Regions from separate parts of the Mus musculus genome. Here region 2 is linked to region 1. The links are chromatin loops, found by intact Hi-C in ENCODE. Cell type or tissue: gastrocnemius. All regions are shown on one strand. Links, peaks and the distances in the headings refer to the core of each region. The heading gives the core; the rest is flanking DNA. Region 1 overlaps Thrb (thyroid hormone receptor beta). Region 2 overlaps Thrb (thyroid hormone receptor beta).

Region 1 (8,735 bases), core at 502-8,501:
CATTTCCCACAGATGGGGAAATGCTAAACTGGCAGTGCTTAGCAGAGTCTGCTGAGAGAAAGGTATTGATTTCCTTGTGTGATGAAAAAATGGATTTGAATGAGGCCCACTGCTTGGTCATGATGGCTTGGCAGTCTGAACGAGGTTATATGAAGGTCATCTTGACACAATATTAACTTCGAGAACACTGGAAGAAGGAACAAAGTTCACCTGTAAGCTAGTGGGACACAGCACAATGCCTGTACCATTAAAACAGCATCTATTGCTGCTGTGAGAAGGTAGCAGATTGATGGACCATTATAGATGTTCAGACACTGGTGCCAATGTACAAAATGGGCAGCCTACCTGAGAATTTAATATGTAGAGATTCGCAGTGTGCTAAGACCTGGGTTCTATCAATTCATGGAGATGAGATAAAGAGTAAACCATCTAGGGGAAAATACCCTATAGTTGGATCCACAGCTCGTATTCTACCTCTGGCTAAATGTCAAGTTGAGGAAAATTGAAGCACATCAATAGAAGCTATAAGGGAAAGCCAAGGGGTCCCTCTCCTTGCCTGAAAGTAGTGAAGAACTTTTACTATGTCATACAACACAGAAGCCCACCTGCAATCTCAATTCTTGTGAACTTCCACATCACTGAGGATCCCAGTACAAGTCAATTTGTAAAATTTAAACATCTGCCATCAGTCACTATGTAAATAACCCACAGAACACTCATCCAATGGGACACTTTGAATATTAAAAACAAGGAAACACTTTGAGACATGGAATAACTACTAGGAAACCTTGTCAATTAAGCACACAGCAGTGTACAGGGTATGTGACACCCAGGCACACAGAGACTGAAGGACACAGACATTTATGCAAGGAGTATTTTGGTATAGACAGGCCAGAGACCATGTTTGCTATCAGGGAAGGGGACCTAGGTGGCTAAATGACTGGTGGCGATGTTTTTTACTCCAAAACTTTAATCTATTTTAGTAAGATGAGAAGAATAAATGAATAAAGTGCAAAGAAGTACATACAAAGGTGGGAAGCTTGAGGAAGAATGGATGCTTTCCCAGACTGCTGTGAAAACAATGCAACAGCATGGCAGTGGTACAAGGTAATGTGGGGGAGGGGAGAAACACACACTGCATTAGTTGTATGGAAACAGGAATACATAGATATCTTTCCTGCTCAGTGTGACTCAAGAGGCCATGCATGCCTGTGGGAGCCAGAGGCTAGACATTCACCCATCAAACAGGCACCCATGCTAGATCACATCCATCCATTCAGTAGACACCTGCAGTGCTGCATTCTGATGCAGATGTCAAAGAGAGCCAGCAAGCTGTGAGGGAGTGAGTAGAACCTGGAAGGCCACTTTAGAGCTGACAGTAGTAAACAGTAAAAAGGACTTGAGCTGGTCTCAATGTCTCCTCCATGGAGGAGCAGAAACAGTTCCAGGAACTGGACAGGCCTGGGAAGCAGTTTTACTGGGGCTTCAGATTTTCCAGAGGAGACCAGAAATACAAATTTGTACTTGGAATCTCCTGGTTTTAAAATTCTAATTCAGTTTTAAAATAAAACCACTACATTGGCCAAATCAAACACACCCTGCCAGCCTAAGCTGGTTTAGTGGATGGCCAGCTCAAATCTCTAAAGAAAAGAGACTGGGTTTTTAAACAAACACAGCAGAATGTGCAAGCCCTGCCATCCTAGGAAGCTGGGGATATTTTCCATTTCTTCACACGTTCCTGGAACTCTTCTTGAAGAACCAGATGGTCTGCTCTCAAAGTCGCTTCTTTTTCTCACCACGTCAGAGAGTGGGTCATCTTGATTTAAACTTTGTTTGAATCCTGAGTGCATTTACTAGATTTGGTTCTTCACGGCATTTGGATTCTTGCTAAAAATCAAATGTACCTTCACAAGGATGAAGATGTGCTTGATAATATACTGCTATCCCTGAAGACTCTCCCAGAAGAGGACCTGTCCATGTTTAGAATCAGGGAAGTAACAACGAGTCCTTCCAGGGACTGTTGAGCATCAGCGCCTGAGAGGCAACATGTGTGTCCCAGCATGCTAGAATGTAGGGGAGGCTTGTAGCACTACAGGTCTGCTTATCAAGGTTACGCCTGTCTGTCTGTCTATCTGACTGACTTCCTTCTACCCTCTCCTTTCTTTCCCTCCTTTTCTTTCTACTCTTTTCTCCTTGGAAAGGGCTCAGTTCTTTGGAGCTGACTGAATGCACTAAGACATTTCTTTCTAGGGAGAGTTGGCATGCCTGTGTGTCCAAACAAAGACTTTGTTCCAAACACAACTGGCACATGCATTACCTTGATTCTCCTTTGATCAATAGCTGAGTTCCTGGGGATGGGAGGGGATGCTAATGACAGTAGTCATGTGGAAGAGGAAGGCTGAGTCCTCCATAAGCAGGTGTCCCCTTGGGTTTCCTCCCTAACCACAGAACGAAGCACAAGCCACCAGTCTGGATTTCAGAAGCACTTGTGCTCTCAGGAAACACACATCACACTTGGTTTTATCATCATTATAATATTCCTATAGAAATAGAGTCCAGGGATATGGTATAAAGTAAACACATCTTTATTATTTTTTGTTTTGTTTTGTTTTCTGAGGATAAAATACTTTAACTGATTCATGTGATTAAATCCTTAAATCTCTCTCGTTCTTTTTTAATGGGAAAATGTGCATTATGTTCATTCAATCAGTAAATCTTGTACTTGAGCTGAAGTACATTATCTTAGATCAAGTGCGCCATAACCACATCCTTCCATTACGCCCTTCTCTCTCTCTTTATGCCTGTTTTGTATAGTCGTTTCCCCTGGATTGAAGCACTCCTTCTTGCGGGAGAAGGGTGGGCTCATGAGACTTACAAAATAGACCCAGATGCCCTTCCTTGAGGTGACACCACAGGTGCTAGGGAAGAGGAAGCTGTCTGGTGGAAGAGTCACAATGATAAAGCTTTTGTGAGCTGTCACTCATGTGGGCCTTTCTGTGATGCAGGCACTAAAACATCCTCCCCCACACTGATAACTCTCCCTATTCTGGAGGTGACTCTTATTCCTGCTCTACCCCCACGGGTAACTTCCCTCTTATCACTCATGTTCTAACTGAGTAGATAGATAACTAACTCCTCCCACTCTCCTGGAGTAACCCTCATTACTGTAGGATTCTTCTCATGCATGCTCATGGAGGTAACCCTTATCCATGGTTCTGTAAGTGACTCCAGTAAAATCACTGGCTCACCACGCTGGAGTTGGATGCAATAATTACTTTAGTCTTCTGCTATTTGCCGCATGGCCTGTGTATAATAGACTCCCCAAGAAAGGTAACACAGCAGTGAACTCTTTTTGTAGGGCTACTGATCAATTATTGTGTGCTAGGAACTAGATGTGTAGGGTAAAAGAAAAGTAATACATTATCTATACTTACAGAAAAGACCAGACACCAATCAAACTAATTTGCTTGTCAATGTAGAATTACAGTTATGTTAAGTGCTGTAGAGCAAATACCAAGATGTGGGATTTGACGAGAAGTGGTGAGTGGGGTGTGAGTCCCCAAGGGCCAAGATCAGGATGAGATTGAAGGGCAGGTATGAGCAGCCTGGGCAGAAAGTCTAAGAAGGTAAGTCCCAAGCCTAGACTCTATGACACAGGGAGCCTGGACCACAAAGTGCTGGTCTGATAATCAGAGGCTGTGGCCTCCGAGGAGCTGGGCTGCTGCAGCACATCAGAGCAAGGCCAGGTAGGGACTCTCAGACACAGGCTGTGAGTACCTGGCTACCTGGCTGCCTGGCTGCCTGACTGCCTTGCAGCTGGGGGTATTAAGGCCTCTCAGGGGAGGCAGAAAGCATTCCATGATAGGTGTGAGTCTCCATGGAACAATAACAGCATGATCCACTTGCTGCACAAGGCAGGATTTTATATTTATGGGTAAGTTGAAGGTATGTGCAAAAGAAGTAAGAATGATTACATCTAACCTTCAGAAGTCACTCTGGAGGCTGGCTCAGTGGTTGAGCGTGCATTCTGATCTTGCAGAGGACTGAAGTTGGTTCCCAGTGCCACCAGGTGGCTCCCAACTGCCTCCAGGACCAGCTCCAGGGTATCTGATACCACTTTCTAACCTCCAAGGACATCTAAATTGAATGTGGACATCCAATCTCTCTTCCCAGAGCTCAGGGAGTACACCTAGATGGAAGGGAAGGTGGGGAGGACCTGGAAGGAGCAGAGGAAAGGGAAACTGTAATCAGAGTATACTGTATGAGAAAACCTATGCTTAGTAAAAGGGAAGAAAAGAAAAAGTGAGCTGCTAAGGAAGGACATATGTGCATGGACGTGTCTAGGGGAACAGAGTACTGGGGCCTAAGGATTTAAAGCACAGACGCTAGGGGAGGTGCTTGTGACAGGAAGGAGTGACTTGGGTATTGACTCTGGTAAGAAGTCAGAAGATGGTCACAGGGCCTCCATGACTTTAACAAGTGTTACTTGGTTGTTGGATGGATCATGTCAGAGTCAGTGGGGGATGAGGAGACAGACATGTTGGGGTGGGGTGGGGAGTGGAAGCTGGGGGTCTGATGCAGGAGATGTGTTTTGAAATTTACAGTGGACTTCTACTCTGCTATGAAGAATAAAATCATGTTGTTTGCAGGATAGCAGGAACAAGAGACCATCATGTTGTAGGAACATACCAACCACACAAAGACAAGTGTTTTCCTTCAGATATGGAAGAAAAATGAGTAAGAGTACCAGCATTGTGGAAGGGTCACAGAGAAAACAGGAGAAGGGAAGGCACAGAATAGGGCACGAGGGAGGGTAAACCCTGTCAAAGCACAGCACATGCATGTGTGCAAATGTCATCGTGAAGCAAATGAAAGTTCAGTAAGAGATGAACTTTAAAAGCATCCAAACAAAGTAAACCCTAATGGAAGACTCACTTGGAGGGTTTTAAGAGACAGTGAAAAGGATGATATGTATACATGCGTGTCTATTCACACATACATACTTTTAAAGAGAAAATTATATGTTTATAATATATATTCATCATTCATATACTCACACATATTCTTTCATTATATATATATAATTTTCCTTTAAAGAGGAGGGAGGAAGAGATCCTGGGAAGAGGTCCTTGGAAGAGACCCCATATGGAGGAGACGGTTTGGAGTATAGGAAAAGGGCTGACTCTCCCACTGCAGATGAAGGAGAGGGTTCAGTCATGAGTAGGTTCTGTGAGGTATTTGAGTTTTAAAGGGGTATATGAGGCTATTTGGTAGCCGTAGGGAGGACTGTCAGGTGTACAGAGGACCCTGGTATCTGTAGCTGCATTACAGAAACCAGAAGAATGCATTTAACAGAGACACCTAGTAATCCTGTAGGTCAAGGCTGATGATCCATTAAGCATATTAACTTGGGTCTAGCAACATTCCCCCATGCCAGCAGATCTGTCCAAAGCCTTGGGCAGTGAGTCAGAATCTTACATTGGTTCCATGAATCAGAATGCTTTCTTTGTGCTCATTGGATCACACTGGGCTGGAGATTGGTACCTCTGAGCAGAGCAGAGGGAGAGGAAGAGCTGGGGCCAAGGCTGGACCCTGTAAACCTTGGGGCACAAGGGAAAATTCTAAAAGGGAAGCTAGCCACGCTAGTGACGCCTGAGAGCTGGGGTAGGTGGGCCAAGCCAAGCTGAGGCACAGACACAGGAAAAGGAAGAAAGGTCTGCATTCCCCTGGGTAAGCTGGACTTCCAAACCAAAATAAACTTAGGGGAATGAGAAGGGAGGAAGGGAAGGAACAAACAAGAAAGCTGATTTCCAGCCCGGGTTCTCTGGCAGCTAACAGTTCAACTAGACAAGCTACCCTAAGTGCACCTTGGCTATAATGGAGACCCTCACTGGAAGGTCAGAGCAGCTTTGAGCTCTGAATCACACAGATAATTGTACCTGTCCTATGCAGGGCCACCAGGCTCCTGCATATCTTGAGTGGGGGTTGGTCCAACCACAGAGAGCCCATGGTGGTTCTGAGTGCAGCACTCTAGAGGTTGGACCTAGGCTGGCAGTAAGCCCATTGTTTTATTGAACAGGAGGCAACTCAGGCCTTTGGAGGCCAAAGAAGTAGATGGAGATGACTCTAGCAAACCTAGGTCACTCTGGGGTGATAGCCTTTCACTTCTCCCAAGCTCAAAGCCTTCTTTGCAGTTCAGAGTTGGAAGGAACCCCAGAGATTGCTTGATTCAGCTTATTTTTAGACAGGGAAATGGAAAACGAAATGGCTTGCCCAAGGTCACAGAGCCATTAGTGGAGAAGCTTACACAGCTTCTGGATGCCTTCTTTATATTGCCCAACGAGTGTGAGTAACTGTCCCAGGAGCTTAAAATGTAACTGTCAGGGTAGCTGGTCTTGACAGCGTACCCTCCTGTTGCTACAAGGTGTGACACCATGCCTTAGAACTCTTCCGGTAACAAGACAAGCTGGATTAGATGCTTGATCTCCCAGGCACTTGAGTCACCAGGAACATGACTAGGGAGCACCAGTACTCATCCCAGACAAGCTGCATCTCAGCTGCGGCATCTGAGAGCATGCTTCCCTAAACTGGGTCCAGAAACTAGAAGGAAAAACAACACATAGCAAACAGGGCTGCCAAGAGAGGAGATGGAAGCAGACGGGTGTTTCTCTCAGCATAGGCCTCCCTTAGGAAAGAGGAAGACCTTGCTGTGCTTCCAGGACATTAGCTTTGGAGGACCAGAAAGAACCAGCTTTAAGGAACAGAGTTAGATTTGGAATTCAACCTGAAGTTTTCCAAAAGGGCTGTGCAGAGTGGGCAGTGGCTTCTTCCCTTCCTCTCTCTGTGTCTCTTTCCCTCTTCCTTCCTTTCGTTCTTGGAAAACAAAAAGTTGTTTTTTTGTTTTTTGTTTTTTGTTTTTTGTTTTTTTTAATTTTTAAGTGTCAGAATCTAGAACTTTCTTTGTTTGGATTTTTTTTTTTTTTTTTGAAATCTCATAGCATTTAAAGAGAGCTGTTTTAGCCTGGTATGGTGTTGAATACCTTTACTCCTTTAGTTTGGGAGTCAGAGGCTTGGTGTACGGCATGAGTTCCAGGACAGCCAGGGCTATGCAGAGAGACCCGGTCTTGAAAAAAAAAAAAGAAAGAAAGAAAAACAGAAAGGAATGAAGGAAGAGAGGGTGAGTTCTGTTTACTTGATAGGTGTAGGAAATCCAGTTATAGGCTTGAACAATTTATTCATTGGATTTTTGGGTGATTAAGTTTTAAAAACTTAGCTTTACTGAGATAGAATTCTACTACCTCCCCATCTAGAATCAACAATTCAAAGGAGCTTGGTACACAGGCTTATATGATCAGGACAGTGGTCAAGTTTGGAATGTATTACCTCAGAAAGCAACTGCATCACCCAGCTATTCTCACCCTGGTTCTCAGTTCCAAGCAACTAAAACATGCTGGTCATTTCATATAAATGGGATAGATTATGGTCCCTTTTTTCCAGAAAGTTTGCCCAAATAAGAAAACTTGGTCACTAGGAGAAGAGAAAAAAGATTTGTTTTGATTTGTCTTTGGTTTAGTTTTTGAAACCCTGTGTGAGTACAGACTCTGACTCCTGCTAACTCGGTTACCATCCAACTAGCTTGGCAGTTCTTGCTATGTGTTGCATCTGGGACACGTGAATTGTGCTGTGTCAATGGCAAGACTGTGACCAAGGACCAGGGGACTTGGAGCATCAATGATAGATAGATGAGCTTGCTTTGAGAAAGAGGACAAGGCATTTTGGAGAAAGGCATGTTTCTTCATAAAGCTTACATTTCAAGATCTTAGTCATTTCGTTCATATACTCCTCACTGGCTTTCTCACAAGCCATCTTTCAGTGTGGACTGTTTATCTGTCATTTTCATATAAGCATTCTCTTTCCTCAAATCTCCAGTTGTTCCTAGTTTCTGGTTACCATCTCCATATCTACTGCTGGAACCTGTGAGTGTCTGCTTTTATTCACTGAGAAGATGGATGTAACCAGAACAGAATTCTCCATACTATCTACTAACAGCATGAGCACCCTATATATTGCTATCATGGGGCAAGGGGTTCTTAGATTTATCTGTACACTAATGAGTTAAAACAGATGGCGGGCCCAAAACTCCAGAATTTCTGAATGGGCAGCGTCTGTTACACCATTCACACTCCCTTCTGCTGCCTAGGCTGCCAGCTTGGAATGTGTCTAGAGCCAGTATGGCAGGTGGTGTGGCTTTGTGCTCTGGCATACCTCTGCAGTGTGTCCGGGTCCTAAGCTCTCTCTCTCTGGGGCAGGGGCCAGCAAAGCTCCCTTTCCCTTCCTGACTCATCAGTTTTCACCTGCTCTTTCTTTATTGGGTCACCCCACATAGGGGCAGACATGTTCTTTCTTGGGTCTCCATTTATGCATTCCACTATTCCTCAAGCTTCACATCATTTCTCTACTCCTCCTGCAGGAATTTCCCTTCTGGGTAGATTAATGTGCTACCCGAAAGACTCTGTCAGAATACTTCACACAAAGAGAAACCAGATTGTGTCCCTTGATTGGCAATATTCCCAAAGTCCATAGAGGGCAGAACCTCTCATGGCGGAGGCCCAGAGTTGCAGGCAGGTGGAGGAGCCAGGTAGGTGCTGACTTAAACCCAGGTTATATGGTTAATGGTGCCATGCTCTTCAGGAGTGATATGAGGAAAGCAGTCACAGAGACAAGGGCCATCTGAG
Region 2 (8,735 bases), core at 262-8,261, 160 kb after region 1:
GCATAATTACAGCCCCTTTGCAAGTCTGTTTTATAAAGAATTGACCTCACACAGTCCTGGATGGTGGGTGGGGAGCATTGTTCTAAGGGGAGCTTAACCCACCAGGTTTTACAAAATCACTGCTGATAAGGCCAGTTCCAATAACATACAGATAATAATTTTTCTACTGGTAGAACAGACCAAAGAATTGCCCCCTCGAGTGTCCAAGGTGCTGTAAATCACAGTAGTTTCTCCAGAAAAAAAATCAACAGAGCCAAGGGTATTTTTTATGATAGCTGCTTATATTGGAATGCATAGAAGAATTGACTAAAAAAATAGTGTGTGATAAATATGAATAATTAACCCTTATTTTTCAAAAAGTAGATTGGAGTGGGGCAAAGAAACATGGAAGAAGGAAAGGATGGGCAACTCAAACCTTGATTGTTAAAAATGACTTCTAAATAAACATAACATTTTGTCAACATTGAGCTTGAAACATGCAGAGAGCAAAACTGGCAGGCAAAGGGGTTGGGAGAGAGTCTGTGTGATGCTAGCCTAGCATCTTGTGACAGAGCTTCACACCCACACATTCTTCTAGCTGGAAAATGGTTTACAAATGACCGTGCTTTTCACTTCCACATTCATTGCACCAGCATTAGAGAAATCACTCAACTTGTCCAGAGCATGAGCTAAATATGACAGTCCCAGGCAGCCCCATTCCTACATGGGCACTTCCCTGTATCACCCAGCGTGTCTCCAGTTTAAACAAAAGTCATCTGGAAACAGAAACTACAAAAGGAAAAAGATTGAGGGAGCATAGTATGTGAGTTACTTCCCAAGAACTTTCCAGTTCTTCTACTGAAAGAACCAAATGTGAATCTAAAAATCAGCCTCAATTCCTTTCTAGTCCTAAGGCAGACAGCTTCTGGGACAAAGTCCTTCACTGGAACAAATTACATTTGCTTGGTGCTTACAGGAGCCCGAGAACTAAGAGCCGTCAGCCAAGGTATTCATTAGTGGGTGCTTATCAGCAGCGAGCTAGTAAATATCAGCACTTCCACACAAATATTTAAAATAATTCCAAGCAAATTTGAACCTCAACAGAGAGCTAGCCAAACACATTTGCAATCTGAACCCAAGGTTCTAATAGGGTACTGCCTTTTGGCTGTCCTTCAGGGTGAGGAACATTTTTAGAAAGATTAACACTTGGCTGTAAACAAAGACAGGCGTTTTCAACACAATCCTTGAGCCAAGATTTTTTTTTTCATACAAAACAAAATGTATCTGTCTTCCTACCCCAGGCACATGTACGGAGTTAGTCTGCCAATGAATCTGTGCAGGAACACTGACCCTAAAGCAACATGCAACGGAGATATAAAGGAACACTCTAGAAGCTTATGACAAATACTCAGGGCAGTAGCAGAAGAGTTTGGTACATAGACAGAAGCATGCTACACAGGCAAAAACTTGGCAGAGAAGTGAGGATAGGCGTCAGGCCTGTGCAAACAAGGCCATCTTCATTTTAAATCTTAGATCTATGTGATCTGCAAGGTCAGCACTCGAGCCAACAGACAGCTTACATGATTTAGACGTGTTTCAATAAATTTTGAAATCTGTGATTCAGATACCTCTAATTTTGTCTTACTGAGTTGTCCACAAAAATGGGGTTAAAATTTGTTTTTCAAGTCCAACATTTTCTGCAACCTTAATCTCTGTAGGTAGCAATAAGGAAATGCAAAATATTCTCTGGCTTAGATGGCTTCTGGCATAATTATAGGTCTGGTGTTTGAAAAATGAAGGGCAGATGAAGATGTATGCAGAGACATGAATAACCCAGGATGTCTGGGAGCACAGCACTTATATCTAATTAACTACCAATTACTGAATTCATAACTTAACACGAGAAGGAAAAACACAAATGGGATTTTTAGAAAAAAAAAAAAAAGCACCATCTCTTTTATCTACATTTCAGTTTACACTTGGCCTCTAAAGGCAGGATGAATGCAATAGGTTGAGAAAGGGAGTAAATAGATTGAGCAATAAAAACCCATTTGATAATATACAGGGCTATAAAAATGACTACACTGAAACTATTAGCCAAAGACAAATAATACCCACAGGAGAGAAGGGAGCAACTCTCGCTGAGTTGTAAGGTCTGTGACAGGAACTGCAAATGTAACATTGAAGAGACATCTTCCAAACTCATGGCTTTCTGTGGCTCTGTTGCATCTGTTCTCATCTTTTCTGTTTTTTTCTCTCTCTTATTATTATTTGTGTGTGTGTGTGTGTGTGTGTGTGTGTGTGTGTGTGTTCCCAAGGTTGTCAGTTATAACCATTCTAACTACCACTTTTCCTTTTACTTCTCTCCATTTTGCTCATAGCCTACTCTATGGCTAGTCTTGTTATCCAGCTTGCTCAGGGATTCCATCTCTCCATCTTTATGGGCTGGAGATGCAGGCCAGCTGCCACACCCATCCAGTGTTTATGTGGGTTTCTAGAGATCTGAACTCTGGTCTTCACACTTGTGGGCTAATCACTTTGGCCAGTGAACCATCTCCCCTGTGCTGAACCCCAAGTCTTGATTCTTTTCTTTCATGACCATGTTCATGAATTTTGTCATGACATAGAAGGTGAAACAGTCCTTGGTTATTTACTGGTTTCATTATTAACCATCACAATTGCTATAGTGCTACAGTCATTGTAACTATCACTACTATTAGAAAGACTTTTTTGTTTTTGTACCAATGCTGTCAGGCCTGTCCCCTCTGCCACCTAACTTCCTGCCAAGAGACAGGCGGTCTTAAAGACAGCATCATTCAATTTCCAAATTCCAGTAAACTGCAGTATTCCTTGACCCCTTGTGCTGGCTGGCTCTCTCTGATCACACTAATTTGCTGGTGGTGTGGCCCAGGGACTAGAAACTTCTGCACCAATTGAGAACTTTTTTCAAATGTGGTTTTTCAGGCCCATGCCAGCCAGCTAGAACCAGAAATTCTGGAGTGCAGACTCACATAACAGCATGACACACAAATCTAAGTACCTCTGCTTCCTAGAGGAAATGGCCCATTGATAGCTTGAGGAGGAAAGAGTGAAGCTGGGTTTGCACAGCTTAGCTACCTGCCATGCAGGCTTTGACTTTTTGCTCAGGTCTGCCTGCCAAAGCCCAGAGCAAGAGAGAAGAAAGCAGAGTTTGAAGAGGAAAGCTGAGGAAAGAAAAACTCTGGGCAAGGTATTTGGGCAAAAGTGTGTCTTTATACATGGCATATGGTCAAGGAGACTGCTGAGAGAGAATGGGGCTCCATCAGAACTATCCAGCTGTGGCTGGTCTGCTGCCTGCTCTGACTGCCTATTCAGAACTGTAGGACTATTTTCTGTCGTTGCAGACCTCAGATCAATCAGCTGCTGTGTGTACTTTAAAGCTACTTACCCTGTGAGGTCAATGTGTTACAGCCCCAGGCCCCACTGAATCACATCTGGAGGCCAGACTGAGCTTCCCCATGACTCCTGTGTCAAATTCCTTAGCTGATCTTCTGTATTGGCCTATCCCGACATTTAATTTGAGATGAAATTTCGAATTATATCCTCTAACTTTTCCTCCATTTTTTTGTACCAACACATCTTTCTTTATTAAAGTAGACAAGAAAAAATATTTAAAGAAAATAAAAATCGCCTACATTTTTATCACCCATTTTGATAAGTATAGTGGTATAAAATGTATAATTTAATAGGATACAAAATAACTAGTTATTTATGAAAAGATATCATAACTTACGCTGATAATTTTCTGTTTAAGTGATGCCAGAGTTTGAAACTCTGTAGAGTTAGGTTAAGGCCAGGGTGAACAACTAAGAAGACCCCATGTCAAAGTAAATTATAAAGCGCTGCTGCTGTGGCTTGGCTTGCGAAAAAGCACTTCCCTAGTATGCACGAAGAGCCTGGTTTCTCCCTCAGTGTGTGAACAAAACTGCCACAAGCAGCAAGGCCTAAGAGGCTGCTATCTCCAGGTTCTGCTTCTATGCACAGTGACACACAGGATACAACTATACACTGATTTTTGTATTCATTCCTGATGTCCAAAGAACCTATATGATAACTCTCAGAAACAGAACTTCCTGACCAAAATTTTTCTGTCTTTGAAGATTTTGGTGCATATGTTCAAACCTTTCCCAGAAAGGGAGTGAGAGTGAGCGAGAGGTTAGAACCACACCAAGATGTAAAGTTGGAAAGCCACATCAAAGAAAATTGGGAGAAGAAAACTTAGAACTCGGAGTGACCTTCTTTAAGGAAATAGTTACAACAGTGAAAATTCAGAATGCACACAGATGTATATTAATTCTAGAACAAAGACTCCAGTGTCATCTAGCAGTTATGATGTAGGAGCTAGATCTATAAAGAGCATAACAGACCTTTCTAGAAGATGTAATGGCATCGTGCTGAGTAAGGAAGATCTTGGTAAAAGTAATTATATAGGATAGTAATATTGCTGTAAATTTTTATTTTTATAATCATGGGAATTTTGTGTGTGTGTGTGAACGTATAGGCCTGTACATATGCATGCAGTCCCCAGGAAGTCCAGAAGGTGACGTCAGATACTATAGAGCTGGAGTTACATGTGGATGAGCTGGAGGATGTTGGTGCCAGAAGCAAAACTCCACTCTTCAGCTGGAGCACAGCACAGTTTCAACTGCTGAGACCTCTCTCCAGTTTTTGATGTAATGTTTTAAAAATTAAAACAGGAGATAATGTAGTGAGTGGTTACATACATGAAAGAAATGCAAACCCACTTACTGGAAAAAAACAACTAGTACACAAAAGCCAGTCTCCAGAGCAATGATCCATATATTCCCAGAAGCTAGTACTCAAAAAAAAAAAAAAAAAAGAGGCGTAATAGGTGACATGCCAGCACTTGTCAAACCTGGATTCAGCTCAAAGCATGGTGGGAGGTCTCCAGGACCCCCAAAGGCTCCTCTAGGAGATTAAGGAGACTAAAATTGACCTTATCTTCCTTTTTTACTATGGTACTATGGTTTTGAGTAAGACTTGGGCATGCACTAGAAAGATTGTATCTTGAACTTTTTATACCACATTATTGCAGTGAGGAAAACTAGCTAGTTTACCAAGAATATCCTTGATGAAGTCATTTTATTGAAAGCTCTACTCCAGAACACTGGCTTAGTGATGCTCAGAGTACCTTGGGGCAAGGATCCACATACACTGCTGGTGCTGATGGAAGAGGGACAGAGGTCTGGAGGGCACTGGTGTGGCTGGAGTGCCAGCTGTCCTGGCTGCTTTCTTCACTGAACATCACTTTCCCCTGACAGTGTTCTTATGCAGACTTGGTTTTTGGCTGACTGATTTTTCAGTAAAATGAAATCTGTCATTTCAAAACTGCCTGGCACTTGTGCTGTAAGATTGAGAATCGACAAATGGGACCTAATGAAACTCCAAAGTTTCTGCAAGGCAAAAGACACCGTCAATAAGACAAAAAGACCACCAACAGATTGGGAAAGGATCTTTACCTATCCTAAATCAGATAGGGGACTAATATCCAACATATATAAAGAACTCAAGAAGGTGGACTTCAGAAAATCAAATAACCCCATTAAAAAATGGGGCTCAGAACTGAACAAAGAATTCTCACCTGAGGAATACCGAATGGCAGAGAAGCACTTGAAAAAATGTTCAACATCCTTAATCATCAGGGAAATGCAAATCAAAACAACCCTGAGATTCCACCTCACACCAGTCAGAATGGCTAAGATCAAAAATTCAGGTGACAGCAGATGCTGGCGAGGATGTGGAGAAAGAGGAACACTCCTCCATTGTTGGTGGGAGTGCAGGCTTGTACAACCACTCTGGAAATCAGTCTGGCGGTTCCTCAGAAAACTGGACATAGTACTACCGGAGGATCCAGCAATACCTCTCCTGGGCATATATCCAGAAGATGCCCCAACAGGTAAGAAGGACACATGCTCCACTATGTTCATAGCAGCCTTATTTATAATAGCCAGAAGCTGGAAAGAACCTAGATGCCCCTCAACAGAGGAATGGATACAGAAAATGTGGTACATCTACACAATGGAGTACTACTCAGCTATTAAAAAGAATGAATTTATGAAATTCCTAGCCAAATGGATGGACCTGGAGGGCATCATCCTGAGTGAGGTAACACATTCACAAAGAAACTCACACAATATGTATTCACTGATAAGTGGATATTAGCCCCAAACCTAGGATACCCAAGATATAAGATATAATTTGCTAAACACATGAAACTCAAGGAGAATGAAGACTGAAGTGTGGACACTATGCCCCTCCTTAGATTTGGGAACAAAACACCCATGGAAGGAGTTACAGAGACGGAGTTTGGAGCTGAGATGAAAGGATGGACCATGTAGAGACTGCCATAGCCAGGGATCCACCCCATAATCAGCATCCAAACGCTGACACCATTGCATACACTAGCAAGATTTTATTGAAAGGACGCAGATGTAGCTGTCTCTTGTGAGACTATGCCGGGGCCCAGCAAACACAGAAGTGGATGCTCACAGTCAGCTAATGGATGGATCATAGGGCTCCCAATGGAGGAGCTAGAGAAAGTAGCCAAGGAGCTAAAGGGATCTGCAACCCTATAGGTGGAACAACATTATGAGCTAACCAGTACCCCGGAGCTCTTGACTCTAGCTGCATATATATCAAAAGATGGCCTAGTCGGCCATCACTGGAAAGAGAGGCCCATTGGACTTGCAAACTTTATATGCCCCAGTACAGGGGAATTCCAGGGCCAAAAAGGGGGAGTGGGTGGGCAGGGGAGTGGGGGTGGGTGGATATGGGGGACTTTTGGTATAGCATTGGAAATGTAAATGAGTTAAATACCTAATAAAAAATGGAAAAAAAAAAAACTGCCTGGCAGTGTTCTTCATTAGTAGCAAAATGCAAGCTTTCAAATGGTAATCATAAACATGAAAAGGTTATGTCAGCTACCGAGGAGTTGACAGGTGCTCAATGGTTAAAGGTGAACCTAAGGTTTTCCTAAGGTCAGTAGAGGCAGAGTAAAGCAGAACCCACAAAGTAGTAAAAGACAGGTAACAGGGTAGATTAGTCAGTGAGCTCCAGGGAGCCTCCTGTCTCTGTCTTGCCCAGGATCAGGTTACAGGTGTGCTCTGCAGGATCAGGTTACAGGTGTGCTCTGCAGAGCCCTTAAGATGGATGCTAGGGACACATACTCAGGTCTTTACACTGGAGCCATCTTCCCAGGCCTATATCTTTTACTGTCCCTATAATAGTTTTATATTGTTAAGATCATACACATCAACAATTGTAAGGCAGAAAAGAAATCAATTTAAGATCATTAGGAAAAGGAGAGTGTGACTTTCTCACTGAATAGTACAGACAATCATGGGCATGCAGTCAAGAACAGTGGTGATCACGTCTAAGTTTTAATCTCTTGATAAATAGAGCAACTGTGAGGTGCCCCCAGTCTCCAAATGTTAATGTGCAGATAGAGTTAGTAAGACTCTCCTTCAGGCATTGAGCTGATGGTGTTAACAGTCTTAGGTCTGCTGGACTAGCCACTGAACTGAGCTTAATCCATGATATTAACACATCTGAAGAAAGTAAAGGTCAGCTTGTGGATCTTGGCCACTTCAGATAAACTGGGCTCAAAGGAAACAAACTTTGGCAGTGAATATTAGGCACTGTCCACAGGAAGGAAGTCAAGTCCAATAGCTATAAGTACCCAGTTATGATAGCTGTGTCCTCTGGTGGGAGCATGGGCATTTCCATGGCCTTCTCCATGTCCACAGAAATGTCCTCCAAGACTGTGGCTGTGTCTGGCTCTGAAAACTCTACTGATTGCCTGATTGCATATTCAACACTCTAATGATCCAAAGAAAGGTTATGGGAGGCTCCTGGGTCTGCAGATTGCCGTTCTGATAAGAAGCATCTCCCCCTTTCACTCACTCACGTGCATATTTTCAAGGCCAGAAACCAGACGAAACGTCACAGTTTTCTTCATTATTTGAAAATGTTATTTATTTAGTGTGACATTTTTAGAACGATAATCTCAAATACACTCCAACTTATGCAGGGATTAAAGAGCTAATTTCAGTCTTTAGAACACTGATATAAACAGATCATACTCAGCATGCGTACTCACTACCCATGGTCGGAACCCAGTTCTGAGAAGCTGATACCCTTAAACCCAGGAGAATCTCTTTCTAACCACCTTTTCCCCAGAACTGGCTTCTGTCTACAGGTAAAAGATATTTATGGACCCAGAAATTTCTCTCATTCCCATTTTTGGTGAAATTTGTTGTGATAAAAAATTGCTTTATCCTTCCCTTTCAGCCTATAACTCACAGATACGATAAAAAATATTGGATTCATAAGTCAGTTATCGTGCCAGCCAGATTCCACCCTAAAAGTTACATCGTTTTACATGATAAAAGATACAATTGTCTTTAACACAAATGCAGAAACCCAAGGAAGATTTTTGAAAAATATTTTTCTTGTAAATTTAATTCTATGCTTTGCTGATGTAATTTTTAATGAATCTTTACCTAAAAGGCAGAAATAGTCAAATATTGATATATTTACCTGATAGTTAAAATTTTCTGTTAGCCTCCTTTCTCTGATAGGTGAACAAAAATGCATCCACCCATCAATTTACCAACGACCAGGAAGTAGCACTGGAATAAATCTTGTTTTCCACCCTGTTCCTCAGATCTCACACTTCTGGAAGGGGTGCCTTGTGT

Evidence for each region. Peaks named below come from ENCODE experiments on the same cell type or tissue, not always from the same donor. Only the 100,000 strongest peaks of a DNase experiment are listed, where the experiment ranks them.
Region 2: a loop joins it to region 1, with 2.3 times the contacts of the local background. A loop is called at or near these places in 4 of 42 quality-filtered maps.

What each region holds. Positions count from the first base shown.
Region 1 is chr14:17,900,088-17,908,822 of GRCm38, reverse strand. The region is part of intron 2 of Thrb (thyroid hormone receptor beta); the gene reads right to left. Among named protein-coding and RNA genes, the nearest start is that of Thrb, 240 kb to the right of the region's middle. In gastrocnemius, for the core only: a CTCF peak has its summit at 4,056; DNase peaks (open chromatin) are centred at 4,073 and 8,218; H3K27ac peaks cover 2,467 bases.
Region 2 is chr14:17,735,773-17,744,507 of GRCm38, reverse strand. All of the region lies in intron 1 of Thrb (thyroid hormone receptor beta), which reads right to left. Among named protein-coding and RNA genes, the nearest start is that of Thrb, 79 kb to the right of the region's middle. In gastrocnemius, for the core only: no CTCF peak of the experiment used is centred there; DNase peaks (open chromatin) are centred at 4,907 and 5,236; H3K4me3 peaks cover 1,103 bases; H3K27ac peaks cover 2,473 bases.